3 separate regions of the Mus musculus genome follow, and regions 2 and 3 are each linked to region 1. A link is a loop called in an ENCODE intact Hi-C map of the cell type or tissue named here. Cell type or tissue: left cerebral cortex. All regions are shown on one strand. Links, peaks and the distances in the headings refer to the core of each region. The heading gives the core; the rest is flanking DNA.

The links. A loop is a pair of places that touch in the nucleus more often than their neighbours do. Peaks named below come from ENCODE experiments on the same cell type or tissue, not always from the same donor. Only the 100,000 strongest peaks of a DNase experiment are listed, where the experiment ranks them.
Region 2: it touches region 1 in a loop (7-fold over the local background); 2 of 42 quality-filtered maps call a loop at or near these places.
Region 3: it touches region 1 in a loop (5-fold over the local background); 2 of 42 quality-filtered maps call a loop at or near these places.

What each region holds. Positions count from the first base shown.
Region 1 is chr2:45,751,245-45,761,991 of GRCm38, forward strand. No RefSeq gene overlaps it. Among named protein-coding and RNA genes, the nearest start is that of 1700019E08Rik, 60 kb to the left of the region's middle. In left cerebral cortex, for the core only: no CTCF peak of the experiment used is centred there; DNase peaks (open chromatin) are centred at 2,116, 5,457 and 6,095; H3K27ac peaks cover 2,872 bases.
Region 2 is chr2:45,478,837-45,489,583 of GRCm38, forward strand. No RefSeq gene overlaps it. Among named protein-coding and RNA genes, the nearest start is that of Gm30728, 50 kb to the left of the region's middle. In left cerebral cortex, for the core only: no CTCF peak of the experiment used is centred there; DNase peaks (open chromatin) are centred at 6,215, 6,433, 6,868, 7,320 and 1 more place; H3K4me3 peaks cover 1,362 bases; H3K27ac peaks cover 1,883 bases.
Region 3 is chr2:45,618,661-45,629,407 of GRCm38, forward strand. No RefSeq gene overlaps it. Among named protein-coding and RNA genes, the nearest start is that of Gm30848, 51 kb to the left of the region's middle. In left cerebral cortex, for the core only: no CTCF peak of the experiment used is centred there; DNase peaks (open chromatin) are centred at 4,121 and 4,596; H3K27ac peaks cover 893 bases.

The sequences.
Region 1 (10,747 bases), core at 838-8,837:
CCAAACCCCATTTTTTTGTATTGCCTTCTGAAATTTATTTTACCATTGCCCTTTCCATCTCAATTCATGGTAATCTATTTCTTAATAATATATTATTTACTCAGATTCTCCATGATGCCCAGTACAGGATCTCTGATATCTATATCTGTTATTGATACCCCACTTGGATTATTTAAGTGGTCTCAAAATTAGTCCACAGCTTCCTATTCTGAGCCCCAAAAGCCCCAGGGCTGCCATCTTAATCCTAAGAAAATTGTGTACTTTAAAGGTCCAAGTCCCTTTATAAGAGAGTTTCAGTGAGTTGGCCTCTATCGCACTCATTACCTGTGACCTTATTTCTTTAGTTATTTTATTATTGATTTTGTCACTCCATTGTCACTAAGCTCTTTGTTTGCTAACAAATAACAGCTGCACACTCCAGGGTGGTGCCTTTGTTCTGCCTGTTTCCACTGTGGGGACATTGTACTCTTGGATATTTTCACATTGAATGTTGTCATTTTCCTGGAATCTTTCCATAAAGGTTATCATTCTTAGTCACATTCTATAGCCCCCAACCCTGCCCCCCACCACATACTCCTTGCAGTCTATAGCACCCTGTAGTATTCTGACAGCGATTTAATGTCTGTCCTTCCTACCTCCTGAGCTATAGGCCCCCAATGCTGACGTCTTCATGTATTCTCTTCAGATGTTTCCTGAGTACTGGTTGGTGATCTGTGAGTCATGGCACAGTCTGGCTTTCTTTTGAAATGTGTGATTGTTACACTCACAAGAACAGTCCCTTTTTTTCATAGTGCCCAGTACTTAATGTTTAGAAGATTGAGGTATTATTTAGAAGATTTTATTTTATAAGAGATTTTCTCCACTGGAAAGGAGAAATTATTGCTGTGAGGTTCATGTTTGAAAAAAAATGACCTAATAAAGAACACAGTGAGTCACTGCAATGTGGCAAACATTATATGTATTTCTTCATTTGGATTCACAGCAATATCATGAGCTGTCATCCCAGCTTTAATGATTTCAAAGCTGGAGATTAGAGAAGTTTACAGACGTGCCAATATTCACACAATAAATGGAGTGATTCAAGCTTGGAGACTAGGGTTTTCTGTTGCCTAGTTTTTAAAATATTGATTGTTACCTGTGTTTGATGAATCAGAATCTACTATGCAGGTCTGAAAAAAATTGAAAATGAAGAGAAATCTCTGAACCTAGGAAGTGAAGCACAAATGCTTCATGGCAGTTGTAGCTCCTTATCCCAGGAACTGCCCTGTTAGAGCCACAACACATAGACCTTTATACTGTCTCCAGAGAAGATCCTGCTACAAATAACCAGGAGCATGCATCCCCATAAAACAAGTCGTACCAACTTGTTTTGCAGAGTTGCTATAACTGCTCAACTCGATTGACTGATAGTGATCTTTGTGACATGATTTTTTTTCCTGATTTAGATATTTATTGGAAACATTCAAAACTCTGATCAGCATTTTGACATTCCATTCTTGTGCCAGTTTATGCAAAAACTTGGCTTTTTGCGATGCCTTTCCCAGTTTTTGAATCTAAGTTGAGCATCACTGGAAGGATTGTTTGCTCTCTTCATAGCTACATGCGTGGCTCTGAGTTGACTTTACATATCCTATACCGACATTAACAATCTGTATTATTTTCATCACAGGCTCTGAAGTATTCGCCACTTCCAGCACAAGAAGTGATTTTGGAGGGATAAAAACATTTCAAATTTAGTTAAGAAAGATAATTTACCTGGCTCCGTGGCACACAGCTGTAATTCTAGCTGCTTGGGAGCCTCAGGTTAGATGGACAACGTAGCAAGAACCTGCCTCACAAGAAAAATAAAGAAGAAGCAGAGGAAAGAGGAGGAAAATGAGAAAAAAAAAAGAAGAAAGTTTTTCCACTACTTTCTCCTTTAGTCTCCTGTCAACCCATAATAAAGATATATAGTCCCTTAGCATTTTATATACAAAAGCAGAAGCATAAAATCTTATGGAAAGGGTCTTTTGTAGAGAAGACAGCATTTTGTCATTTTTCTCTTGTATGTGTGAAAAATGAGGTCAGGATGTATAAATGGCTCTCCCACAGGCACATTACTAGATGACTAAGCTAGAGTGAGTTTGTGAGTTTGGGGATTTTATTATTGTGAAGGAGCTGACTGACGGTTAGTGAGTATACATCAGGTGCTTACATAGTTAATGATGTTCAGTAGTATCATTGGAGTTCAGTTTAATTTAGAGACCTTTGGAGAACCAAAAAGTTTGCTTTAACATGTTAACTTTATTCCTGAAAGTTAATCTTTGCAAATAGGAATTCAATTCTTCATCTCTACGTTAAAATCAATGAAACAGTTTGTGTCAAATTTCTTTTAATTTTAAAACATTGTTTCATGTAAACACAAACAAACTGTGCAGCTAGCTTTATTAACTTTCCTTTTTAAAGTCATATTGTAGATATTATGCCAAGAGTCAAATCAGAAAGCAAGATCTCCACAGAGATAAGTTTGTTCATCCTGAGTTTATCTTTGTGCATGTGAGCACATATAAAACAGTTCACCTAGTCTAGCATTCGGGTTGCCATGGGTTAGTACAGTTCTTATTCTGTTAGCCTAACCTTCAATTTGCTGGGTTTTGAACTCAGAATTACAGCTTACAAATGCAGTTCACCAGCTGGTACAAGGGCTTCTTTTGAATTTTTAATCATATGAATTAAAGATTGCTGGAGATGCTATCTAAAGTTCTACTAAGAGTGAGATAATATATTGCAAGCTAAGTATAGATAAGTCCAAGGGAATGGATGCGAAAAGGTAATAGGGATAGTGACACCCTGGATTGTGTACTTTGAGTACCAAGTTGGGATCGTAACAAAGCATTCATTGAAACTGCACCTTAGCCAAGCACAGTGTTAGTTAACATTACACTGTCTGCCAGTGTAACATGTATTTTGCAGCCGTCTTCAAATGCACAGGAGTCAAAAAGAAGGGAACATAGATACAAAACCTCCATTATATCAAACTCTAAGGTGGTACAGAGAAACCATTCGGTGATAAACATACAAGGGGAATATTTGATCACTGCTATAGGACTTCTTTAAAACATCCAGATCTCTTGCTTCAGCACAAATGATGAAGACTTTTTGTAAAATTCCATGATTGCAGAACTTAGCATTATACGTTGTCAGTACCAAAGCAGAAAAGAATAGGAAGTATCAGAAGGCACCAGAATTGCATACAGTACAGTTAGGTTGTGTGGCGCTTTGCTTCATTTCTATGTCTATGTGTGTGTCTGCGCATATGTATGTATAGTGTGCTAAATAAGGCTGCAGAAATGTGCCTTTAAAATTTAGGAATGGTTTGAGAAACAGCTTAGGATATTTTCATTCCATTTCTACTCCCCAAATTCTTACTATTGTCATTTATTTCCTAGAAATCTAGCCCATATAATAAGATATATACAGAATAATAACAATTAATTGAATTTGAATTCTAATCTATTGTATGTGCAAACATGTTTGTGTTTGTGCATTTAAATGTAAGTGTGAATACACACAGGCTACCAAATGCATATGGAGGTCCGAGGACAAACTTGGCTGTGATCCTTGCTTTCCTCCTTGTTTGAGACAGCATCTTTTTTATTGGCTACTTGGCAGCTCAAAGATAGATGGTCCATGAGCTTCCACTGATTCTCCCATGTGTCTACCTCCCATTCTAGACACAGGTGAAGCTTTATATGGGTTCTGCGGATCTGAACTCAGCTCAGACTTTCATACAGCAAGCATTTTTGTCTAGTGAACCTTCTCTACAATCTGAGAGCTTAGTTTCTAGTAACTACTAGAAGATGCCTAGAATGTGGTGGTGATTTGAGTGGATAAAGATTTGTATCCGTTACTTTTTAAACAATAAAAATGTATATATGCATGCATTTTCCCTAAAGCCTTTCATTTTAATAATTTAAAAATAAACTTTCATTCTTGAGAATTTTATACATAAATACAATGAAGTATGAAATCCACCCACATTTTCTTCCCCAATTTTATTTTATTTTATATTTTGCAGTACTGAGAAACCAACCCAGGGCCTCATGTATAAAACCAAATGTTCTTTGGCTTGTCCTCATCCCCAGCTGGATTTTCTTTATTATTATCATAGCAAGAGATTCCCTATGAGGGTCACTATTTCAGGACACAAATTTTGTTCTTAATCATGTTAGCAAAATTTGGGGGAGGGGGAGAGTACAGGGCAATGCTTTGTAATTACCCAGGTTTACATATAAAATCTAAGTGTGACCTGTATCAAAATAGAATAAGTGTGATCAAAATAGAATAAAACGAGCAGATAAAATAACACCAGTCAAGATGTAATGAATCATTCATTGGCTTTTCTAACTCATAAGTCCATGAGTTCTTTGGTATATTGATAACCTGGAATAACCACCCTGCCTTTTCATAAACAGAAAGCTGCATGCATTCCAGTTTGTTTCCTCCAATTCTCCCTGTTCATAAGAGTGGATGTGTGTTAATAGACAGTCATGAACTATGTCCAAGACTGAAGGAAATGCTGATCTCTGAGTTCTCCAGCAGCAGTGTAACACTTTCCCCTAGTTTACTCAATGGCTTTGTGAAGTGAATGTGTTCTCTTTTCTGATACCAAGTCTTCAGTTAGACAGTTGACTCGTTTACCTTCCTTTGGGGCCAAGTGCAAACTTTGTTCTGTGTTTATAAATTTATAAAGCCAGATAAGCACCAAAGAAGACATAGTTTAGCCATTGACAAAGCTCAGGATTGGCCACAGAACAAGGAAATGCATGGAGACAACAGAACTGATAGGGCTCATTGTGGTAGAGCAATAGGCAAGAAGTAACAGAGGGGAACGGGTTTTGGATAGCTTTTTGAATACTTTTCTAACCATGTGATGAAATGGTCGCTTAAAGCAGTTGGCTGCATTTAATTATTTTTATTTCAATTTTATTTTTTTTTCATGTGGTTACTTCATAGACACATTTATTTTCCAACATCAGCTCCTTAGTAGTATAATATAGAATGCCTCATTAGCAATTGAAAATGGGCTTATATTCCTAGCAGGAATGTTCTGAATAATGCTTTTAGATATGGAAGGAGTTAGCAAGGGAGATTATAGTACCTCTGACTTTCCTCTGGAGAACTTTAAAGAAAGCAAAACTTTTTATTTAATCCACAAATTTTACATAAGTTCTATTCTCTATGCAGCTTGTACAAGCTCTCCTCGGTCCTATCTTATTCTATCTTTGCTTGGAAGTGCTGATTGTAAGAATAGAAAATGCCTGTTCTTGGAGCAGGTGGGTGCCACAGTATGCTGAGAACCTACCTCCCACGTGTGTCTCTCCAGTTTATAGAATGGTTTAATTCCCCAGTCCTTAGAGTGGTCAGATAAGTGCCTTGGTATTTAGAAGAGGCCTGTGGAACAAGAGATTCAACAACATTGGAGAATTTATCAAAATGCAAACTGAGGCCGGCTGCTATATTAGCTCACTGAGAAGCCTTGGGGTTCAGGGAAATGTTGCAGATCTACACTCAGATACACCAGTTCTACCATAATGGCAAAGGCTGCGTAGCTCAGCTCACTCTTGAAATGCCCGAGAAAGGATAGCAGAACAGTATTAGGTACAGAACAAACAAGTCCTTACCAGGAAACATCTGCACACTGATGGCAGCTTACATCTGTGTGAACCAGATTTTGTGTTTCTTGGCTCAGATGGGGGCTCATCTATAAATACTAAACAAATTCAGCAAATCACTGCACTAGGAAAAAAAAAACAACCAACCAACCAAACAAACAAACAAACAAAAACCTTTAAGGAGGCAGCAATGGGTCCCTGTGCTAAGACTCCTCCAGAGGGAAAGAGAATCTCTCCTGTGTAGAGCCAAGCCATGAATTTTGGCTGCTGATTCTTCCCTTAAAAATCTTTTCTATTTTTCATAGTTTATACTTTGCAGGTGGAAAAGCCTTTGCTACCAGAGAGAGGGTGGTTTCATCCCTCCCTGAAGAAATTTCCTCAGCCTGCCCATGAATTTTCTTAGAATGCTATCTTTAGGATATTCTAAAGAGAGGCAGACACCAGAAAGAGCAGCAGCTGAGATGCTTGCATCTAACTCAGATCTGAAGGATGAAACTGAAGCCTCCACCACAGCTGGAAGAACGGGGAGCCTAGCCTAGCACTGGCAATGGGCAAAATGGCTATTCATTTCCTCTCTTGTGATCTTTCCTCTTTCATTTTGAGAATCTCAATACATAGTTGAGACTTTTCCCAGATTCACAATCAACTCTGATTATCTCCCTCCTCTCTCCACTTTTCCCTTTTTAGTTTCTTGGATGCTGTTAGAGGAAGAAGATAAAAACTATCTGGCATGGAACATTCTCGTTTTCTTTAACATTTTTTAGGTCACTCAGTATTTGTCTAAGGCTTGAGAAAAAGGAGAAAATATGGTCAACGGATAAAGAAAGCAGAAGTTTGGTTTCTCTTCAAATATGTTTTCCATCTCTGACCTCATATGAAAACTTTGCGATGCATCCAGTCATAATATTTACACAATTTTAAGCAGGTAGTGACATTTTTTTGGTGACAAAATCTTTACAGTGTTTATCCTGTCTTGTTCTCCCATCTTTTCTGAGCTCTTTATTTTCCTTGGGATTTAACGTGTGTGGACACTTTAGTTTGAGTGAGCAGTCTAGAAACAGTTTCATTGCTTTAAACTATTGAAAATTTTTTGCCTACCTGAGCACCGACTCTTAAATTCTTTGCAATTATCTGAATCCTCAGCTGGAGCCCAACAAAACTCACATATTGTTAGGATTTCCTCATACTGGATACTGAGGGGCACAGCCCAGCCGCTCTGTTTTCCTTGAAGCACATTCCTTCTTCCTCCTTCTGTGGGCTGCTGCAAATTGTGCTTGGTTAAGAGATTTGTCAATAACTTATATGTGAACTGACAATGACATGGGTAGATTTGGGAACACCAACTTCGAGGTGTGAGGAAGAAAGAAATTACCAAGCGACAGAATTCCTGTACTTCCCGTTTACCCCACAAGCAGATGCAGGAACAGGTTGGAAAAAATGCAAAAAGACAGAACTAACAGGCTGACTCTACGATAATTGCATGCGATCAGAATGATGGTGTAGTCCCACACCTGGATCCAGAAACAAAATGCACAAGGATAGGGATGGGGGTGGGGTTGTGGTAAAATGACTTAGCAACAGCATGTGTGAAAGAAGCTTAGGCATTTAGTTGACAATAATCTCAGTAGGAGCCAACAGTAATGCGGCTGCCAAAAAGGCTGATGGGCCCTGAGGCTGTATTAATAGTAGTGCTCTGGTAGAATAAGAGCAATAACAGTGCCGCCTCTTCGAGGGGTTCTACTCACAGAGAATCTTTGAAGGATGTACTCAGCCCTGTGGGCCCCACCCACTTGGACCTGTTTACCAGAGTTGGTGACACATATCAGCAGTGTGAAGTATATTCTAAGGTCCAGTTGTAAATGCCATTAAGACTTATCTTTAGAAATTTGTAGTAAGAAATTTATGTGTCTATGTCTTAAAGTTAGCTATGAGGAATAGAAATAATCCACTCCAAGGCCCCGGCAGAGTGTACTCAGTATCCATAGAAATGAAGATTAGCATCAGAGGGGTATAGGGAAAATTGGGAACTTTTGGAAGAGATAGAGGAAACTTTGTAATTAGAAAGTCTAGAGAGTCCAAACGTTGGATGAACCAAGGGAAGTACTGAGATCTAAAAGTGGCTAGGCAATTGATTAAACAGCCTAGAAGGGAACCCAGATAAATAAATCGCTTATGGTTTTACAGGTAGAGAAATGAAACATTAAACAAAGACAAAAAACCCAATAGGTCTTTGAAGAAACAAACATTTTGTGAATAGTTACCTTCAAAACTCAGAAACTTTAAGCTCTCTAAAAGCTACATGGAGAATATTAAATAGCACCATTGAGTAGAGAGGTTGCTAAAATATCCGATATGCTAAAAGAGGCTTTTATTTCAAACTATTCAAAGACAATCTATTCCATAGTTCAGAACTATCACTAGTTAAAATTCTTTTCTTCTCTGAAGATAGATTTTGTAGACTGGGATGCTTCCAAATGTCCCTTTACACATCCTCTAGGGAGTTAAATTATACCATAAGTATCTTGTTTCTTTTCTCTCTCACCAGAACAGGTTTCTGTAATAGTCTATTTCAAGTACAGTGTACTAGCAACTTTTCTTTATACTCTGACAAAATAGTTAAGAAAGGCAACCTCAGAGAGGAAGGGTTATTGATTACAGTGTTGGGTTCTATACCTGTATCAGCATGGTAACTGAGAAGGGATGGACTCTGGAAGTACTACGGAAGGACTATGAGGGTACTGGTCACATTGTGCATACTCTTAGAAAGCAGAGGCACATACCCTCTTTTTCCTGTCTTCTTTCCTTTTTTTTTTTTTTTTTTTTTTTTTAATTTTATGTGTTTAACCCAAGACCTCCTCAGTACAGTGCAGGGTGCTACCCATTTTAAGGGTGTCTTCCTTGCTGAATGAACCTTCTTTTGTAACATGCCTCACAGGTAGACGTGTGTCTCCTAGGTCAGTCTACATCTAGTACAACATCAAAACAGATGTTTTATCATCACACATAGACTGTAAATTATTTTCAAACTACTTGTGGTATTGGAATCTTTCAGTGTGTTATAATTCTGATATGACATTAGTACAAGTTCCAACCCCAGAGCTGCCAAGGCATAAAAACAAGTCTTCACGTAATCTTTCTCAATGTTGAAGGTTTTGATAAACTTCAACCAACTCCTAATATTGGCCTATTTTTATAATTTCTTTAGATGTTAAAGAAATATAGACTAGTAAAGGCAAATTACATATGTCTTGTTTTAACTACATCCTCATACCAGTAGTAATTTCTGTAAATCCTTAATTCTTCATATCACTGATGAACATGGTTACCCAATAGCATCTTTTGGGATTCTTTGAAGTTGCTTTTGGCCAAATATCTCCTTGCCTTCCAATAATAAAAATAGAATATCTAAGGGTAGTGATTTGTTTAGATGATTTTCAAACCTCTTCAGGTAATTTTCATGTTCAAGTAGGTTTGAGAATAGATGTAAGTAGTTGTATTTGCATTTCTCAAATCTCTATACTTCTCAAACTAATAGACTAATTTTATCTGTAGAGACACAAGGCATGATATTTATAAAATTATAATCTCATAGGAAGAAAAACAGTATCAACCAACCAGAACCCCTTCCCCAAAGCTCCCAGGGACTAAACTGCCAACAAAAGAGTACGGGGGTGGGGTGGGGGGTGGGGGGGGGAGTACCCATGGCTCCAGCTGGATATGTAACAGAGGATTGCCTTATCTGGCATCACTGGGAGCAGAGCTCCATGGTCCTGTGGAGGCTTGATGACCCAGGATATGGGAATGCTAGGCCACTGAGGCAGGAGTGAGTGGGTAGGGCAGCACCCTTATAGAGGCAGGGAGAGGGAGGAGGGGATAGGGGGCTTGTGGAGGGGAAATGGGGAAGGAGGATAACATTTGAAATGTAAATAAATAAAATAACCAATAATGTAGGCAGCCGGCGCCTAAAAGATGGCGCCAGTCTCTGGTACACCCAAACAACACCACTGCGCAGGCGCTAGCCCGAATCTGGTGTCAACCCCTCCTGAGCGGGTGCATGCAAATTAAGGTGCCGGCAGACTGACCAATCCCAGGAGGACACAAAGCTTTTCCCTGTGCTGGGGTGTATATAAAGAGTCCTCCCTGTGTGCCCGGAGTTCCCGTAGCATCGAGGCGTTCCTGCAATAAAGCTGTTGAGAAGAATCCGTCCGTGTTGTGTGTTCCTTGCTGGACGAGGTGGGTGCGACACAATAAAAAATGAAAAAAATTATAACCTTTAAATTTATACATAAGAATTTTCAAAAAAATTATTCCCACCGAGTATACTATAACATATACACTTTCTATTTAGAGTTATAACACTTATATTATTTGTTTGTTATTGTACATTCATAAGAGTTTTAACTACTAATTAAGGCAAACTTATGGTTACTTATATTTCAATCTGAGGGATGTGATTTCCTAGGTAGGCATAGTATAATGGTTTAAAGAGGATATGGCCCTCATACGCAGATGTGTGGAAGACTTGGTCTCCAGGTGAAGGTTTAATTCGAGGAGGTAGAATTTTAGTATAGAGTCCTAGCTGGAAAAATACATTGTGAGGGCCAGGTTGTTGGAATAGTTTCTTGTCTTGGAATCTTTCTATCTGTTACTTTCTGCTTCCTGGTTTGAATGAAGCTAGAATCTTTCTTGTACTATATCTTTTGTTTCATTTCAGGTCCCAAAGCATTATATAGCCTGCAGCCAAGGGTTGGAAGTTCTGAATGCCTGAAACAAAATGAACCTCCCCTGCTTCATATTATTTTCTCAGGTGTGTCTCACAGTACATGAACATACATGGGCTGGTCCTATACAGCCTTTGCATGATGGCCTTTCAGCTTTGTTCATTTCATTTAAAGAAATTGTTCACTAGTACATTCTATGTACAAAGACCAATACTTTCTATATGATAATTATTCAATAACTGTTTGTTGAGTGACTGAATGTTATTTATTTGCCATACATAGAAAGCCATGCTTAACAACCTGAGTTCAGACCTAGAATCACAAGTGTTATATTACTTGTAAGAGTTTGGGGAAGAATTTCTCATAAAACAA
Region 2 (10,747 bases), core at 1,667-9,666, 270 kb before region 1:
ACACTTGTGTGGCATCTATTTCGGTGATGTTATCGATTTTCTAAAGGTTCCATTAAGGTTCTATGACCTATTTTGATGTGTAGGCCATGGTAAAATGCTGTTTATTAACTCGAAGCTTTCTGCTGTGATATAAAATAACAGAGAACAGTAAGAAAATATTCTGTTTAAACAAGCCAGATCACTTTTGCATGTGACAGCCAAACCATGCTGGGGAGAAGGCGCTGGCCTTGGTCATGTTAGTAACCAAGTGGTAACTAAAGAAGACACATCTAACCAAGCATGGCAAGCCCACGGCTGACATGTGAACTGGTACATTCAGAATGTGGGCACAGGAATGGAGATCAAATCGTATTTTTTCCACTAACATAAGACCTTAGCTATTTAATGATTATAAAACTTTCCTAGCATTTATAAGTTTCTAAACTTTTTTTTTTTTAAATTCTGCACAGTTCCCACTACTAATGAAATGATTTAGGTCACATGTTTTTGTATTATCTAATAACATTCAGAGAAAAGTAATCTCCTTTTCACTTTTAACCCCTAAAATGCTGGTATGATGTTTATGTACAATTTCATCTGAAATTTCACTGTGTTTAATAATGGGAATTTGGACAGTTGAGGATGTAGCATATTTTTATAATGCTCTTTTTTATGCCAGCAACTTTTAAAGCAATCAATCTGAGGAACTGAAATGCTTTCATACATTTGGTTCATTGTGTACTTAAAATATTATTAAATGTATTTAGCAGCTGAAAACTGTAACCATGAAGTTTAACAAAAAAGAGGGAAGTTACTAGACTACTCATAAAAATTGAACTACATCACTCTGAAAGTAAGCCATGTCACATGACCTGACTTAACCAATAAAGTATAGGCACGCCCCACACCTTTGAGAAGCAGGAGGTGGTTGGGTTTTTGCTGTTGTATGTATGTATGTATGTATGTATGTATGTATGTATGTATTGTCATAGTGACCAGGCAAATTCTGTACATTTATATCTCCCCTGCCATAGAGTGAAGATTACAAGAAAGCAGGAAAGTGACCCCATCTGGCTTGCATAAAACACTCAGGAAAAGAAAACATAATGTTTACTTAAGTAACAACTACAACCATTGCTGGTAGAAACACTCAGCACTGGAGAGATTGATCTTGTTTGTGCATCATCTCAGCATCACCTAGACCGCGCTTAGTCAAAAGCCACACTCCTCACTTTTGCCACCGAGTCACATCATGCCTGGAGAAGTCAGAGTCCTCTCTGCTTGTAGCGTAGAAAGAATCCATCCCAGAATGAACACCTGTTCTGAGAGTAGTGTATGTTTGTCTTTACTCTGTGATGATTTCAACACTGGCATTTTCGACAACAGTAAACAGGCGACTTAACATGCGACTTCCTTTTGAGTAACCATGTACTGTAGGAAAAGATCTCTCCCACCACAATCACGGTGTATTTAACAGGAGGAGAAAATCTATTTTGGTCTACAACTGTCTTTTATTTTCTTGTATCAGTTACTAATAATCCTTCTGTACAAAAATACTAAAACAGCAGGATTAAGGCTTTAAGCCTCCCTTGGGCTTAAAATGAAAATGACTGAGATTGTTAGTATTAATAATTATTAGTAGCAATTAAAAAGAAGGGTCGTGTGCATATAAAGTTAAATTGGAAAAATAGTAGTATACAATGGTCTTCGAAATGGATGTGGAAGTGAGAAGGGGTGAAAGTAATGACAATTTTGACTTTATTTCTTTTCACATACAATAAAATTAGCAAGGTATACACTTACTTTATTGGTTTCTATTCAATCCCACTTACAAAGTACTATTTTGAAGCAATCACTGAATGTGAAGCTGGGAAGCATGGGCCCTGTGGAGCTGTGGGAAGCAGACCTGAAACAAGAGTGAGGTCTAGGAGTGTCCAGCCCTAGAAATGTCATCCTGAGATCCGCAGCAGTAGGAGGACTCCCTTCTGTGTCCTGGGCATGCTTGTTCTCAGCACTAGCCCTGCACCCCCACCTTTGTCCTCCCCTAGGAGGTCATGTAGCCTACTAGCCAGCTTAAACTTCCTCTCCCCTTATAAGGTCATGTAGCCTACTAGCCAGCTTAAACTTCCTCTCCCCTTATAAGGTCATGTCCAGCAGCACATGAAATTTATCCTTATGTTAATAGGGCATCCCCAACACTCTGACCCTGGCCAATGGTGTGTGCTTATCCCGAAGGCCCTAAACCACTTCCCAAAGATTTAAATAGCCTTCTCCCACCCACTCCTGGTTAAAAGAAGTGTCTCACTAAAGCTGCTTCCTGAGTCTGTTTGTACCTGTTCACTGCCTCCTGAGGTCTCTTTGCTCTGGTAGTCCCGCCTCCCAACCCTCTTCCTTTTTCAGGATTCATCAGTTATGATCGCAGGCTGATCACACCACTGTGGACATGAAAGCAGAGCCTGAATGCCAGCTGAAGAGAATTTTCTAAGCTCAGGGTAACAATGCACAGTCTTTTCTCTAATCCTGAAAGACTTAATGTCATTTATAGGTAGAAAAATCTAAATACAAAGAAATAGAAAACACACTTAGTTTTGCAGACTTCACATGTTATCAGTTGACCCTTCTTCCACTGATAGATTATCAACCTGTTGACAAATGCTTGTATAAATTGATTTTATTAGTATTTACGGTCATTCTTGTTTTTTCTCTAGAGCAAGTAAGGAAGAGAAATAGAAAACAAAAAAAAAACTGATTTTTTAAAAAAGGTATGACAGTTAACTCTAACTTATAGCAGGCAAAGAAAGGCAATATTGGTTTACCCATTTATTTTTCATAGGAATTCAAAATTAAGATTATGTAAACTCATAGTAATGTAAGGTTATCTATTTTAATGGTTTCCTAGTTGTGTAGATGATGTATAATTCACAAGTACACATGTGTAAGGTAATTTTTGGTCTATAGGTGCACACCCCCTTTAGAACCACAGTTACCTATGGGATTTTGGCTATATGTTATTTTACACTTTATCCTTGCTTTGTAGCATTTAATGCCCTCATAATCAAAATCATTTTTTCATACAATGTATTCTGATTACCGTTTCTCTTTCCCCAGCTCCTTCATGTCCCTCCTACTTCCCTACCCACCCACATATACACCCTTTCTCTTTTTCCTTAATTAGAAGAAAGACATCTAAAAATAGTAGTATGAAGAAAATAAAATAAGATAAAAATAACAACAAGTAAAACAGAATAATAGAAAACATACAAACAAACAGAAAAATCAACCCAAAGAAAAACCACAAGAAACAAGTACAGATGCTAGACATACATTCACACAAGCAGAAAACCCATAAGATATATATATATATATATATATATATATATATATATATATATATATATATATATGATTTGTAAGCAAAAGAGCCCAGAAAATGTATTTTGAAACCAAAAGCCTCCCAAAATACCAGAGTTTGTTTGAAATTGGCCACCTACTGCTGAGGATGGGGGCCTGTCCTTAAGTGTGGTTTGTATACCCGCTTAGGGCCCATTGGAGAAAACTAATGTTCCTTTGGGAAAGGTTATCACCTGGCAATAGCTTTTAGGTGAGGGTGGGGCTTGTGCCTACTTCCAGTTTCAGTGTTGGGATCCCATCTAGCTTAGGTCTGTCCAGGTTCTGTGCCTGCTGCTACAGTCACTATGAGTCCATGTGCTTCAGCCCTGTTGTATCTAGAAGGCTTCTTTCCTTGGTATCTTCCATCCTCATTGGGTCTTACAGTCCTTCCGATTCTTTTTCCTCAGGGTTCTCTGAGTCCTGAGGGGAGGGATTTGATGGAAGCATCCCATTTAGGGATGAGTGTTCCAAGGTCTTTCACTTTCTGCACATTGTCCAGTTGTGTGTCTCTGTACTTTCCCCATCTAATGCAGAAGAAAATTGCTATGATAATTGTTGAACAAGACCCTGTTATAGCAGTGTCTACAGCAGAATGTCTTTTGGAGTTGTTTAATTGCTACATCCTGTTAGCCGAACAGTAGCATTTGGTTTCCCCTAGGTCCATGGCCAATCTAGTCTCAGGTTCTTTGCCAACTGGGCAGTGTTGGGTATGGGTTCTATTTCATGAAACAGTCTTTAGATTACTATCAAGTAGTGGTTCATTACTTCCCCCAACTTAGTGCTTTTAAAAAATCCAAAATCTAGCAAATGGATCTCAGCTATGATTAAGAGTCACATTTATTTTATGAGCCTTTAAAAAAAAAAACTGCAATGCTGTATGGATCAGGCTGAAATTTAAAACCGAGCATCTTTCATGCTACCCGGGGATGGTATAGGAAATTTTGTTCTAACTCTCACTTGAAAATATGAAATATGAATTATTTCAATGTGAACGACATATTAAGAAAAAATTGCATTGTAGAAATTCTGCATGACTTTAATTGTAGGAATTGTAAGCTGAACACTGAAAACTGTAAACATTAAAACCATGCTACATAGGACTGCACAAGACACACATGCATGCATTTCTAACCTCTCCACTACCTCTTTCGCCACATGTGTTCCGAGTTGCTTGCACCCACATCTGGTATCACAGATCCCTATTTAATTTCATGTAGCCTCTCATCTACGTCTACACAGGAAGGCATGGGCTCTAACCCTTCTGGTGCTTACATCCACTTCAAGTCCTCTTCAAGGTAAAATGGTATTACTCTAATTGTGCATTTCTTAACAATTTATTATGTGTAAATCTGGGTTGCCCTTCCTCTTGGATAGATTTAATGACTCAAAAATTTTCAGTGTTGCCTATGATGTAATGCATTTCCATAATAGCTACATCATATAAAGGTATTACGAACCAAACAGTCTGACAAAGTAGAAAATAATTTTATGCATTTGAGTACATTGTGTAAATTTTTAATATTTAATACATTTGGTTTTGAGTGTTATATTCCAACATCACTTCTCTCATAATCCCTGTTGTTTCGTTGCGTGACTTTACCTAGATGGCATTATGGCAGGGTTTTCTGGATAACCAGTCAGGCTTTCAGTTAGGAAGGAGACGCTCGCTGTGGTTGATGTAGTTCTCCTTTTTTTTTTTTTTTATTACACTTGGCTATTTATTTATTTATTTATTTGTGTGCGTGTGTGCATGTGTGTATGTGTGTGTATGTCATAGAATTCACATGGAAGTCAGAGGACATGTTGCAAGGATTGGTCCTCACTCTGCCTGCATCAGAGTGCCTTAGTCTAGTGACAGTGGTAGGAGTGCTGGAGGGGTCAGAGCCATGAGACTGTAGGCACTTTGTTAGTGCTCACGGTTAGAGTGCTATCTCATCTTTCAATTCTTACCAGAGATGTTTAGGTTTTTTTTTTCTTTTTTCTTTTTTTAAAACACCATACTATCTATGCCACATGAAAAGCATCTTGGCACTCTGTAGAGATCCTTAGAGATCTAATTCAAGGAAAACCTACTTCTCAAAAGGGTAGGTGGCATCTCTTGGGTAAAGCATCAGGGTTTTCTGGATAACCAGTCAGGCTTTCAGTTAGGAAGGAGACGCTCGCTGTGGTTGATGTAGTTCTCCTTTTTTTTTTTTTTTATTACACTTGGCTATTTATTTATTTATTTATTTGTGTGCGTGTGTGCATGTGTGTATGTGTGTGTATGTCATAGAATTCACATGGAAGTCAGAGGACATGTTGCAAGGATTGGTCCTCACTCTGCCTGCTGAACCACGTCACTGGTCCAACTTCGTGTATTTATTATTGCTCACTGACAGGAACCAGGAAGAGGTCCATCTCCCTAGCTCATTCATTTATTCATACTTTTGTAAATATGTACTAAGTATTATGTTCTAGTTATGGTGTATATATGGTATGCTGAACAAGATAGACCAAAATTTTGCCATTACAAGACTTACATCCGCAATTAAAATTGGAGTTTGCAGCCATGTTTACTAGATTTTTTCAATGCTATTTTTAAATTTTTTACCTTATTTTATTTTATTCTTTTTGTTTTTTGAATTTGTGAAGGACAATCTTTGAGATAAAATTTCAGTTTCATTTTTAACTTGACAAACAAGATTTAGGTATTTTTTTTTCTCATAAGAGATGCCAAAGACACGTGTCCTCAAAGAGGTCTGGGAGAGTCACCCAGCAAGGCTGCTGCTGTAGACATAAGACCTAGCTGTCTTCTGGGCATGTGTGGGAAAAACTGTGGGAAGCTCAGGTTTGGCTCCAAGTGGCTTTTAAATTGAATTAACTAAGCAAACATCCCAACTATTTGCCACTAGTTGGAAAATTAACCACTCACATTAAACTATTAAAATATTTGACCATGCTTTAGTTCCCAATATAAATTTAGTAGAAACTCATTTTTGTCTTAGAGGAAGAAGGGTAATTCCTTTCGTTTCTTCTAAATATAAATGGGATTTTCTAGCTCCAGGACCCAGAATCTTTCCCAGTCTTCCAGGCCTCTACTTAGCTGCCTGTTCTCCTTTTGTTCTGCAGAGGCCTCTGTGTCTTGGGTGAGGTTCAGAACTACAATGGAGGGGGAGGGATCCTTGAGGTCTCTCCTGAGCCTCACCAAAACGGACAGACACGTTTTTTACTTTCTTAGAGCTCTACATGGTGGGTTTTTTTTATGTGTCTAAGAAATGGAAACATTTTGTCTCATATAAAAAAAGAAATATTTTTATACTGTGCTCCACTCACAGACCACATCAGAGGTATTCTAAGAATAGAATAGATCAAATATATTTTATGGAAATATAATGAGAAAAGGATGTGTTCCCAAAACTCACTCTGAACAAAGGAATGCAGCGTCGTCAGGAATACTTTAATGCGCCTAACAGTTTTCTCATGCGAGAGGCGAGGAGCAGCCCTGCCTTGGAGGACTCTCCCACTTCTCCCTCGGCTCTCCTGAACTTGAAATCAGAACTAGGAAATCTATACATTGTGAATAAGAAAACGTATGGAAAAACCGACTGGGGACGTTAACCAAGAATACATTTTTGAAGGAAGAGAACATCAATACGAAACACTTTGTCATATTTCATTTCATTGATCATGCATTCATTTTATGTATTTCAGAGTACCGAAGCTTAGAAGTAACTGACTTTCTGGGGATTCATATTAGATTTGTTAGTCTCTGTTTCAGGGAGCTTCCTAAGAAACCAAACATCTTACATTCACCTGCCTTCCCCGGACCACTTTATCGTGCACAGAAAGTACAGCAAAGGCAGAAACTACCAAACATGTATCTTTTCTGAAAAACAAAGTGTGTTAAGAACGTAACCGACATTGGCAATAGTGCCATTTCACAGAAACAGCCCACGGGTACTCAGGGTGCCGTGTTATCTGTTTTATTAACGTCACCTGGTCAGAAGTATTTTCTTTTTAAAGAATATGTTATATGCCGGAATAGTAAGTTAGCTTGCTTTTTTAGTTTTTTGAGCTGCTGTACTGTTATATAAGTGTGGTTGTCTTCTCCAGGATTCTGCATTCCATTTATATATTCATAGGGATTTTTCTTTTGGAGCCAGTGTTGTGTCTAAGTGTCTTTATTGCCTTGTCGAGTTTATTTGGTGTAATAAGTTTTTTTTTTTTAAACTACTGAAATATTCTAAATTTGCCAATAATACTTACCCCCTTCCAACCTTGCTGTTTTGTGCTTTCTCAAAAAGTACCGGCACTCTCAAATATTGCTGTTTATTTAATGTATATACCACAGTAACGTCTGAAGGGACTACAGAGAACCACAAAAGGAAAGTCATCATAATATTTATGCATTAAACACACATATTCGTGTACATATATCTATTTTTTGAAAAACCCAAAATGCATATGCTATCATGGCCCCCAAGGTAGCAATAACATATGCAGAGAAAATTTATGCAGTTCCAGGCTGTGAACAAGATTTCTCAGAGCTACTTCCAGAAAACATTACCCCCCCTCCTCGTTCTTCAATCTGTCCACTTACTTCACTCTGAAGACTGCCTTCTCTCTCTAAATTGACTGGTGAGATGCGTAAGGAGCTGGTCTGATCATTTAGGTTTGCTTTTGAATGATTTCTGTGGGACAGTTGAAACAATTTCAAGTGTGTGCATGTGTGCATTCGAGTGTGTGTGTGTGTGTGTGTGTGTGTGTGCGCGCGCGCGCGTGCATGTTTGTATATGTGTACATGACTCCGTGTGAATCTTGTATGTCTTTCTCTGAGTATTTTCTTCCATGAAAATGAGTTGTAGAGTGAATAGACTTTTAAAATATAAGGTAACTCTATTTTTTAAAATCAAGGTAATGAATTAAGGTTATACTTCTAAAGCTACATTTCTTGTACTTATTTTCAAGTGGGAATATTAATGTGATCTATAATACTTTAAAATATTTAAGTTTTTCAATATTTAATTTTAAAAACTTAATTAAAGAATTCTCCAATGAGGACTGAGTACATACCCTGAACCGCTTACTGCTTTCATTACTTAAGAAATGCTGCTGCTGGATTAAAAATGGCAAAAACAAATCATGCTCAATTTTGAATGGCATGCATTCATAACACTTGGGATATAATGTTACAATATTATGATATTTATTAATATTACTGTGATGAATATTCATATAATCTATACTTAGTGTTATACTTATAATATATGCAAGTTTAATATAATTATCTTTTAAACATAATATTTAAAATACAACACACTATATCTGATGTGTTTATATATGTAATTTGGAACATATTGACTACACTGGAATTCTGTTCTTTGGAGATAGCTTTTTCTCAAAGTTCTGATGGCCCCTTCAGGTGCCTATGCAAAATTAACATTAGAACATGTCAAAATGAAGATAAAAAGGATGTGTTCAGTGTTGACATTTCATGTCAGTCATTTGTATTTCTTGACTTTCTGTCTCCATTTTTTTCCTGCAAACAAAAATATACATAATTTGAAGTGTATTTAATGTCTTTTTCCTGAAGTGATAACATGTAATTTATCCATGTAATTTGTCCATCTTAGTTTCTTTTTTAATCAAAATATAATTATTCTCTTAGCCTCTTTCCTTCTTTCCTGAGTAACATCTCCTGTGTTTACTTGCTTGCTGACTTCTTCTTCTTTATTACTGTTGCACATATATAAAATGCATAACTACACAACTACAAACCACTCATTTCATTGAGTGTTGCTTACATGTTTATAATTTCTTGGGCTGTCCACTTGATACTGTTGCTCATCCATGGGGAAGACCATTTCTCCCATTCTTAGCGATTTTAGTTGTTTGTCATTCTTTGTTTAGGGGTGGATCCACCATGAGTTTTCCGTCCTTCACATTAGTATGTCTACTGGTGTTATCTCTGTTCAGGACTTATTTTGTCACCTATACTGGTGGTGTATAATGTGTGAAGTTTCGCTGTCATTTCTTGGAGAAAGCAGAACAGTTATCCTGGTCCTCTGAATCTGGCAATTTTTCTATTTTTCTACCATTTTCTGAGTCTTAGAGGCAAGAGTTGTTCAGTAAATATATCCACTGCAGCTGAGACACTAGTTCTTAGTAATATCAGTAAAACAGTAACATAATAGCTACTCATTGGGTCATCGTAGCACATCAGATTTTTTTCCCATCTGGTCTAATTGTTCACTCTTGCCTGTCTAAACACTATCTGGTGAAGTGCTGCTCCAGGCTTATGATTTGTGCACTTGCTACTCAGACTTTCCTGTGGCTTACCTATGACTCTTCACTCTGATTCCTAAATTCTCCCTTCAGTATACTAAGCTATCCTCATCCAGCAAGTCTGTTTTGGATCCTGTGTTTTCTCTGCCTCCCAATTCCCTAGATATTAATTATCTGCCATATTTATTTATTTATTTATTTATTTATTTATTTATTTATTTATTGTGATGGTAAATCTGGATTGACCTTGTGATTTGCTTGAGAGACCAGTGAAATACATTTTGGGTTTTGTCTATGAAGAGGTTTCCAAACATGGTCGATATGTGGGATCATAGCCTGAGGGAGAAGACCCATTTTGAATGTGGGTAGAACTATCTGGTAGCCATACGTCTGAAGTAGAACAAATTCAGAGTTGAGTAATGAAAGATAATTTAAATTATAAAAAGATGGCAAAAAATTTTTATTGTATATGTACGATTGAGCAGACATGGCCCTTTTGATAAAGTAGCATGGAATGTGTATGAGCCCATGGCAAGAGCAAGGTGTTTCCAGTTTCAGAGGGGCATGGAAATGAAACGAGGTGAGGTAAAAGTGGGAAGGGCATGAAGCACAGGTTAATAGAACTGCTATCTTGGACTGTCTTAGATCCCTGGCATTTAGAGATCCTTAAAGGCAAAGTTCTTTTGCCTCCTCTATTCAAGGACTGGAAGCAGTGATTGTGCTTCCTTGTAGAAAGAACATAGGCAACCGTAAGAGATTTATTTCAGCACAGATGCAATCACAGTCTTGAAGCATGAGGACCCAAGGGAACAAGAAGATGGAGGTTGGGGAGAGTCTGGTAATAAACAGCTCTTCTTTATCGCCTCTGAGGATAGCACAGTGGGGAGTAGTTTTAAAATGCAGCAGTTGAGTAGAGCCTGTAAGCCGCACATGGCTTTCTTTGCTGCCTTGGATTATATTTATAGGGCCAGGAGGAAGTGCTTTGCTACAGAGCTTCCATTTAAAATAGGATGTGTTTATCAGATGAATGAGACGAACCTTTACAAATCCAAAATTTAATCTTTAAAATAAATATTGTGTGTCCTGAACAAAAAGGGCAACTGTAAATTCTAGG
Region 3 (10,747 bases), core at 1,075-9,074, 130 kb before region 1:
TTTTGGTTACTGAAATAGTTCTAAAGCTCTCGGAAAAGGAATAGTAACATAAGGTTAAAGCTACGGATCCTCTTTTGATTAAATGATCAGTTTAAACAGATATTTGCTGTTAAAGTGTCTTTCACGGAATGACTTATTCCAACGTGTAGATGTGAACTTCAGAGGAATCAACGTAACTGAGAGAACATCCTCATTTTCTGGTTGGGAAACTCCAAAAGATAAGGCCAGTGACAAAAGTGTCAATATCAACCGAGTAGACAGAGTTCTGGTAGTAGCACCTTGTTGTTTGTTGTTGTTGTTGTTGTTGTTGTTGTTAGTGATAGTGATTGGACTGTGTGTGTGCTAGGTGGGTTCTTACCAATTGAGCTACATCCCTGTGACACCTCCCTTGTACTGACATGCTCATTCATCTCTTTCTCCATTGGGAGAACTTCCACTTATGAATTCTGATAGAGTAATAGGTGGAGAATTACAAAGATGTATGTTACAAATACATATTCAACCAGATAATTGTATTTGACTTTAAAAATACTATCTTCTCTCCCATGTTAAGTAGTAAGAAGTATTTCCATTTAATCTCTGAGAAATTATGTTAATTATCCAAGTGGAAAGAATGAGCATATAGGAAAGAAGCAGCACTCTGGTCCTGGCACCACATAGCCAGTGTTGACTGTTTGGTCCGATGTTTTCTCCTCAGCTTGCTCATTATTCACTTCTTCTCTCCTTCACCAGTTTCAACTAAAAGCAAAATAGATATGATGAGGTCCTTGCAATGACTGTGTTCTTCGTTATTTGGTTCATGTTGAAAATTCTGATCTTGCTGTGATACTTAGCTTTATGAATCAAATTAATATACTCATAGTTCCCAGTTGCTTATGGAACTAATAACTTATGTGCCTCTATGCTGTGGTTAATAACCAAGGCTCTGGAGTCTCATCCAATAAGCTCTAGGCTTGAATTCTGTTTTTTTTTTTTTTTTTTCTGGATACACTCTGCCTGTGGACTTTCCTATCCATTCTTGTTTATCTCCAGCTGCTGGTCTGCCCCATGGCTTCCAGACATGTCAGTTTCTATGTTTGAATCAATTACTTAAAGAATTCTTTGATAGAGATGTTATGCCTAATTTTTAAACACTTTCCCCTTTTGACTTTTGAACATTTCTAATTCGAAGGTCACTGTTTTTATTAATTACTGAAACTCACCTGGATCATCTTGAAACTCTAAACTACCCATATTTTAATTCTAGCTTTGCTTCAAACTCCCTTTGTCATGTCTTCTTGATAGATATTCATACTTCATTGTCACCAGTTACTTTTGGCTCTAAAATTTCCTTCACTGTGTGTCTCCAAGTGGTTACCACATTTACTCCTTTTACCCCTTACTAAATATATGGTCATCTGCTCAGCTTCCAAGACTCTTCATACTGATTTATAAATATTTTTTAAAATATATAATCTATGGCAAGCATGTTTCCGAGTGTTCAGGACACACTAAGAATAAAAAAAAAAGTTTTTAAATGTGCATTTATAAGAACTGCATTGCAGAAAGGTAAGATAAATAAGTAGTAACTAATATGATGACTACATACATACATAAATTATGCATACTAGAAGGTATGCTTTCATTATTTAGAGAAATAATACTTTGAAAGGCAATTCAATACATATTAATAAACATCTACTGAATAATTATTTGAATGAGTGCTTTAGACTCTAGTTTATCTTGGTTCAGTTTAATTGAAGAAAGGAGTTATAGTTAAATAAGAGCTAAGTTAAGGATTGGTTTTAGATGGTAGAGACCTTTTTCTCTGATTTGTTTTCTGTTTGCCTTAGTCATTGTGTTTGGTGGAATGAGTGGATTGTTTCAGAGGATATTGGCAATTTAAATACCAACTCATTTATTAAAAATTTCAATCTGTTTACTTCTTCCCTTCCTGCCTTCTTTCCTCTCTTTATTCCTCCCTCCTTTCTTTCCTCCAAAACACTCTCCTTCCTTTACTCTCTCGTTCTTTTCTCTCTCTTATTTAAACAAGCAACTATCATCCATAAACTATGGGTTTACAAGGATTATTAATAATAAAGCATTGAACATGAGATCTCACAAACAAGAAAAAGGCATATAAATAAATGAAATGAGTCTAGCAGTGTAGATCAGGGATACAGAACTTGTTTGCTTAGTGTTCATGAAGCATTAGATTTGTTTTTGAAACCTGCTAAAATATAACTAGAACCAGTCAATCATCGTTGTTCAGTCAGTTACTCAACCATGGTAAGACACCAGCATCTAGTGGATGGGGATCCTGGACATAGAGTTATAGCCTCAGCAGGAAAGCCAACTCAATATATTTCTAGGATCCTCAGTCTTATTTGGCTATATTCTCAGCAGGAAAGCCAAGTTAGTCTGTTTCTGGGAGGCTCAGACATTTGGAAAAATCAGAGCTGATAATTGGATTGATGTTGAAGGAGTTGTAGTCAAAGCAATTAATTATCGTTTATAATCTGCATATAATATACCTACCATACATTACTTATTTACTTTAAAACTTTAGTGTAATATTTCAAAAAGAGAGAAAACCTATCTGGAGACTATGCATGCCTATGTATAGCAGGCATGAAAATTATGGATTATTTACTATTAGTAAGTTGAGAAGTGAAATCAGATTCCCAGAGTTGAGATGAGGTCTTGTTAGAACTCCAGAAGCAAATGAAGTTGGGATAATCCTGGATGTCCATTTCATGCCTGGTAGGCTAAAGGGTGAAGAGTATATCTGAAATTACCAGATAGTATAGACTGAATCATAGAGAGAGAAACGGTAAAAATATGTGAAAAATACATATGGTAGGGAAACCAACTGGCTGAAAGCCATGCAAAACCAAGGCACTGTGGAAATTTTAGTGCAGTGGTTAATGTTAGCACTGCTATGTTAACACTAATGGGGTCCATTATTTATCACAAACAGTCATAGCATCTTAAATTATAACTATTAACTTTAGAGTGCAAATTATTATTTGAGGTATGCAAAACATGAAAGTCTTAATTAAAAATTGTAGTATACTTGTAAGTTTTAGTAGATTTGCAGTTTTATTACATTTCATTTTAGGCTTTCTACAATGTGTGATGCTATTTTAACTAGAAAATGAACTTGATATTAGGCTTACCTGGAATACTTTAATAATCTTAATTTTAATTTTGGTTATATTTTCTAAGTATAGAATTTCATATACTTAGCAAAATTTCCCAAAGGATAGTTGAGCTCATGATAGCTTTATATAATGTATAGACATGAACATTAATTTCAAAAGTTATATAATATATTGCATTACTTCTCATTGTCGGTGTAAGACAGAGCAATATATTCTCCTAAAACTAGGAAGACTAGACAGATATTTCTAGACATTAAGGAATCTGAACACAAACATACATACACACATACACATACTCAAACAGAGACGGAGGAGAGGGAGGGAGGGGGAGAGGGGAGAGGAAGAGGGAGACAGAGACAGAGAAAGAGAGGGAGAGAGAGAAAATGAGAGGGAGAGTCTGTGAAAGGATATAGGGTTTAAAAAATGTAGGTCAAACTTGCTTGGATTTTAAATCAATATTGTGTAACATTTTATCTGCTGCCTGGAAGAAATAAAAACACATTACACTTTTTATGAAAAGTACGTTAGAGCAACTGAGAACATTTTCAACTGCACAATAAAGGTTTGCTTCAGACATAAACAATGACTTTCTATGGTTCTGCCCTGACTCTGAATGAATTCAGGAAAACATTTGCTCTCCAGCAACATTTTTCTTTCTGAAATCATAGCCCTCTGAAACTCCCCAGGGGTCTCTGCCTCTTTGTTCACCTTATCAAGAAGTAGGCCAGCATGAAAAACTGACATTGGCTGGTTGAGAACCGAGGAAGAAGCCTGCAAAAAGGCATCAGCTGAAGTTTTCTAGAAGCCTGTGGCTGCTAAAACAGGCCCTTAGATTTTTCTCTTCCCAGGTAGGGTAGAATGGGGAAAACACAGAGATTTGAGCAGGATTCTGCAGGAGGAGACATTATCACAATACGTGGTCTAGCTAAATAAAACGCCAGTGCTGAGTTGCTTTTCCATGTCTTTCCAAATGTTCAGAACTTTACAAGTTAATTCCCTTGCCAAAAAACATCCATGAAGCCATGTTTTTGTTGTTGATGTTTTGTTTGTTTGCTTGCTTTGTTTTGTTGGTGGTATACTAGCTCCTCTGAGTTTCAGTTCTGTTAATATCAAGTATTTAACATACTTCTTCTTCTTCTTCTTGGCTATAAAAATAGGATATGACAACATTAGGGTGAACAAGAATATGTCTGTGTATATGCCTGGAAAATAATCTTTCCATATTTTTAGGTTATTGAGTTAAAGTAATGTAAATAAGTTTCTATGCTTGAAGTAAAATTGGAAATGTAGCAAAGCAAAACAAAACAAAAACAAACAAATTGGGATCTCACTCATGTGCTAAGACTAAAGGGTCGTTTTGTGTCCTGGATGTTCACCACACGTTGCTTTCCCACAACTGTTGCAGTGCTTGCTGCTGCTTGGTCTGCTCAGGGTTCTGCACTGACTCATAGATAGTGGGTGTGTGATCTGGCAACGGCATATGTTCTTGCTGTATAAAATTTCTCTTAGGTGGTAACTTAGGAGTTAATTGAATTCTTTCACAGCCTGGAAAAAAATGGATAGGAAAAGATGAAGAGTGACCTGACATCATAGAACACTCAATGTAGCCTACATATTTCCTCAGTGTACATACAGAAACTAAATCATCTACACCAGAGAAACAGGCATCCGTAGTGACTTCAAAAGTCCTTTTTCTTTTGTTTCCTTCACTGTTGAAGACTCCTGGAATTATCCTCAGCTATGAGAGTTCTACTAGGGATCATTAACTAAGTAAAGACTCACTACATACTTTATCTGAAGTAAGACATCACCACCTGGTATGAAATTAAATGAAGCATACTCAGTATTTGGAATCCCATAGGATATTTCATTCAGCTATTTGATTGTCCAAGCACAAAGTAGTTGCTTATAGAATGTGAGGAAGTCAAGAGACATCCATAATAAAAGGAAAGTAGATAATTGTTCTCTGAGCAAAGATCTGTAGGCTCCTTTGGTATAACGGGCATTCCCGAAATATATAGAATACATTAAGACTTATGAAATATAGTCCATCTATGTGCCCTTGTAGTATTCGACTACCAAATTTGGGCATCTGAAGATTCCAACATAGTTTAATTTATGTGCTGGTAGCTTGGTAAAGTTGTTTCCACAGTTGGGTCCCTATCCATTATCATAGAGTTTCGGGGACTTTTCATGTACTGTTTACTTCAGGGCTGTCCAACTTACTATATGACAGTTCATGTCACCACACTGAGTATTACAAGAATCAAAAGCCTCATTCCGAACTCTCCTCAGAAGCAGTTGAATTATGCTTTCACTCTATTCTATTGAATGATAAAATCACCCAGCCTAGCCCTGATTTAACAAAAGAATAGAAAATAATGTGTGGCCGTACATAATTCTAACATCATCTATTTCTTTTTTTCCAATGTGTAAAACACATTCTGTCTGAGTTAGAGCAAATAATTCTACTAGAAAATATTCTCAGAACTTTAACCAATTATAGATTTTTTTTCACTAACCACTCCCTGGGGCAGCAATATGCTTTTCTGATGAAGGCCAGGTACAGCAACAGTCTCTGGGTATAAACATGGATATTTAGAAGGCGGTTTGACAAAACAACCATTTTTTTATAAAGTAGTAGCAGACTCCCCTCCAAGGTCTATGATTTATTACCTCAATCATAAGCTCTATAATAGATCCAGTTATGAGTTCGCTCCTATGGAGTGAGTCTCAAATTCTACTTTTGAAAAGTAGTTGTCATACTTCTATGGCACCACAGGATATGTCTTGCTTGGCAGGTAGCTATTGTAGCTTCCAGGACTCACATTGAGATAACCCTGCTGATGATTTTTGCCTTTTGGTACTCTGCATAGCACCTTCTGAAAGTGTGAAACTTAGCCAATAGGGACAAAATTTTGAGGTCAGCTCTACATTTCATGTACAAAAATGTGCAATATTTTTTAGCAGTGGATATTACTATATCATTCTGAATAGTGTTACAGTAAAATATTTTTTTCTGCTGGGGTTCCTATTGATATGATGGCTTGTGTTGACATCTGAAGCCATGGTGAAGCCTGGATCCATGGTCTTAATCCAGCCAGGGCCTGTCCATGTCCTGTGTTCCCAACGAAGGTTGTGTGGATGTTCATAGTCTGTGCTGCCACCACCTGAATCCATGTTAAATCCTGTTGGCTGTGCTGCCAGCAAGGGCCCTGTTGATGGCCTTGGCCTATGCTGACACAAGGGCATATTGTCCATGGCTGATACAGAGATGGGGGGCTGTGTCCATGTCTGTGTTCTGAACTGCCTCTGGAGACCACGTGGAAGTCCATGATCCCAGCTCATACTGACTATAAATGGGAAGGGAGTGACTTTCACCATGGTATTGATACTTGCAGACTTACGGTTCAGAAAGAGGGATAAAAAAGGCTTATATGACAAGCCTTATCCACCCCCACCCCTGAAAAATAACAGCCTGAACAGAAAGCCATTGAAGAGAACTCTTAAAAATTGCAATAAAGTTGTCTAAGCATAGCTCTTCACAGTTGATGGTTTCTGCTTAGGGAGCATATGAGGAAGGATCCAGTTTTGGCCAGATCCAGTTTTCTTTTAGAGACTGGCCACTACCGGTTCCAACATGTTATAGTGAGTATACAGGCAACACAAATTGAACCTTCTTCTTCTTCTTCTTCTTCTTCTTCTTCTTCTTCTTCTTCTTCTTCTTCTTCTTCTTCTTCTCCTTCTCCTTCTCCTTCTCCTTCTCCTTCTCCTTCTCCTTCTCCTTCTCCTTCTCCTTCTCCTTCTCCTTCTCCTTCTCCTTCCTCTTCCTCTTCCTCTTCCTCTTCCTCCTCCTCCTCCTTCTCCTTCTTCTCCCTCTCCCTCTCCTCCTCTCCCTCTCCTCCTCCCTCTTCCTCGCCTCCTCCTCCTCCTCCTCCTCCTTCTTCTCCTCTTCTCCCTTCTTTTTTTGGGGGGAGAGGCCACAAGAATGAGAGTGGGGATAGTCCTGGGAGGACTGAGAAGTGAGAGAAGTGAGTGTGCTCAGCATTCATAACGTGAAATTTTCAAATAACCAAAAATTATTATGGAAAAATTATTTTTTCTGCATTCTTATCACTTCTTTTTAGAAGGACTTCTGACAAGCTTAATCAGTCTAACAGCTTTAATCAGCACTTGATATGATTTGAAATTTGTTTTTTTAAATCCCTAGAGCATTTCCATGGGCTTCGTTATTGGTATTTCCATGTCATGTGTGACTATTTCATATGAGGAAAGATTCAGTTCTCACCTGCTACCAAGTCACTTCCAAAATAAGAGCTGAATTATTTTTAATATTCTCATGTATTTCAAAAAATTGTCACCCCTGGGAACCATGTCATTGTGATAAAGAGTAAAATAAAAACATCTTGAAACAGCTAATTTGATATCACCTGAATTTCTATGGATACAATTTATTAAGGCCACCTGGGTACCACAATTTTTATTAATATATCACCACTCATTTTATGAATGAGTTCAGATGGGGGTGAGAGTCAGAGATAAGATAAGAAAATATGTTTCATAATTAATGAGTAATGGGGAAAGAAAAGCACAGGTCACATCATACCACATATCTGGAGGAAGATAAAGGTTCCAAGCACAGTCAATATATGAGGTCGAAGAAACCAAGTAGAGTAGGTTAGGAGCCAAATGGACATTTCAGTAACTAGTACATTAGTGCTGAGGAAGTCTCCTAATGCATTTACATGGAAAGAAATAGGTATATGCTACAAAGCCCAAAATAAAAGTTAAGGATGCTTTAAAGATAAGTTTGGAGACTCTATCTAGACTGTCTTCAATCTGAGGTTTGCATATCTGGTTCTCATCTTTCATGCTCAAGTTTAATGTCTCCTGTAGTTATAAGTTCCTCTGCAAATCCTAACCCTAAGCAAGGAGGCCAACTTATTTTATTTTAACTTTTCATTGATTCCTTGTAAATTTGGAATCCCATAGGGTATTTCATCCAGCTATTTGATTGTCCAAGCACAAAGTATTTGCTTATAGAATGTGAGAAAGTCAAGAGATATCCATAATAAAAGGAAAGTAGATAATTGTTCTCTGAGCAAAGATCTGTAGATTTTTTTGTAGATTTGTATATGCTACAAAGCCCAAAATAAAAGTTAAGGATGCTTTAAAGATAAGTTTGAAGACTCTATCTAGACTGTCTTCAATCTGAGGTTTGCATATCTGGTTCTCATCTTTCATGCTCAAGTTTAATGTCTCCTGTAGATGGATGCATGCACCCATCCCCATTCATCTCACTGTCCCTACATGTTAGCATTCTGCTCTTATAAGCCCCGCCCCCCAAGAAAACAAAATTAACAACCAAAAAAAAAAAGTCTCACCCTGTCACATTGTGTCCTACAATTATTTCCTTCTGCCCACACATCCTTACTTGCAAATGTTCAGGGCTATGAGTCCTTGGTCTGGTGAGAATCCTATGGCTTCTGCTATACTATCAATTCTGTTTCCTCCCTGAGATTCCTCTTGGATATCCTGTTGTTGCCCTGAGTCATTCTGGTTCTGCAGGGCTGACCTTTCACTCACTCTAACAGTTCATAGATGTGGAAGATGTCAGCTCAAAGCCCTGGATCGGGGTCTGGGTGGTAGCTAAGTTGGTCAGGTCATCAGTTCGACCTGCATGACATCATGGTGAGCTCTCCTCTACTGCCCAGAGGAGGTGTTTGCCTGTTTATGTTTGGTTTCCAGTGTATTCTAGTTACACTTTGTTGCCTCCTTTCCATAAGGTTTCCTTTTGTTTCTTATATATGTTACTTCCTGGAGCCTTCCTGACTTGCAACAGCAATGGTGGAGATTCTCCCACCATTCCTCAAGTTAATAAGCATTGAACAAATAAAGTGAAACTGATGGATGATAGATAGGGTTCTTCTATCCACACATGGGTTAGTGAGCAATGGGGTCGCATTCTCCCTCACTAAAGACTTCGTAACCCTTAACTTGCTGGTGGTACTTGTATTTTTGTTTTTGTGTATAAGTAAAGACAGATAAAGATTTTTGTTTCTAAGTTTTCATAGTAGTTATTTTATTTTAAAACTCTGCCTTTTATCTACTTTGCGTTTCATAATAATTAGCAGAGCTGGTCACTGATACTTTAGAATCTTTAATGGCTATTTTGTTATACTAAAAATCATGTTAAGTTATGTCCAGGAATAATTTTTGCCCCATTCTCATTTTTTACTCATGTTTTACTATGGCTTACCTAGTATATAGTTGCCTGTTTGAGAAACATACATGCTATCCAACAGCATAGAGCTCATATAAGTTACCAAAAAGAAAATCTATGCATTTTAGTATCTTATGATCATCTATCAAATGATTTTGTTTGCATTGTCAAGAATACTCACTTGGGAGCGAGGAGGGGGATTATTTGTGATAACAGTACTTGCTCTTTCTAGAGTCCCAGGTGTGTATAATTAAAAGAATGACTTATGTTATTGCTTTCAACAAAAGTAAAGGAGAGGGACGCAAATATGATGACAAACTTGCTTTGAGATAATTTAGGAGTCCAAGTGAAGTCAGGGTTTCTTTCTCTTCTTTTAATAATAAAATTCAGTATACAAATGCAATTTTGCTGCTATTTACCATAAATATTTATAGCCTTTTAAAAACTTGAGTATAAAGACCGAATTTCTATCTAAAGAACCTTATATAATTAAATTGCTTTCCTTTCATGTCTATTGTGTTTTAAATTAATATTCCATCGCTGTGATTGAAATTTTGAACAACATTCTGGTTAAAATTGAAGGTTTTAAATAAACCGGGAAAAAGTCAAACCTCATCACAAGTTTAGAACAAGGGAGCTGTCCTTTCTTTTCTGTAGATGAGCAACTGTGGCTGAAGAATGTTCTCACAAATGAATGACACCATCATCTGGCACATCAATGCTGCTGAGTAGGAAAGCTTCAGTATGGATCGGTTAGGAAATAGCCTTGAAGCTCGGCACATGCCTGATATGATTGGATTTTAATAACTAACAGTTACCTTTGTCAAACAAACTGAACTTGATACTGTGGCAAATTATTGTAATTAGTGGAAATCTTACAAAGCAAGAAGAACACAAAATCAACATTGGTTTGAGGACACTGCTCAAGATGCGAGTGCTGCATGAGAAGGAAGTGGCTGGCACCTTGGTCCCCAGCTCCTTCCTGGATCTGTTTCACCCTTAGCATTGCAGCTGAAATGCCCATCACATTGACATTTTAAAAGAATATGTAAGCCAATTCACACAGCAATTATTATTATTAATTATTATTATTAGTTCTGCAGATCCTTTCTTACTGCTCTGTCATTTATTCATGTCTCCTTTTACAGTTATACATATGTAAGCATGCACAGGACAGGCTTTGCAAAAAAGCTATCATTCTGTCATACAGCTAGGTTATCTCTCCTATTGGTACAATCAAGTGATAGTTTGCTTCAATTTTATTTTATTTTTCAAAATGAGCAGAATAATTGATACATGTCCAACTATGATAGAGAATGTGAGGTTAAAGGCCACAGAAGGTTTAATCTTACTTTAAATCTCTAATTTTGAACAAAAAGAA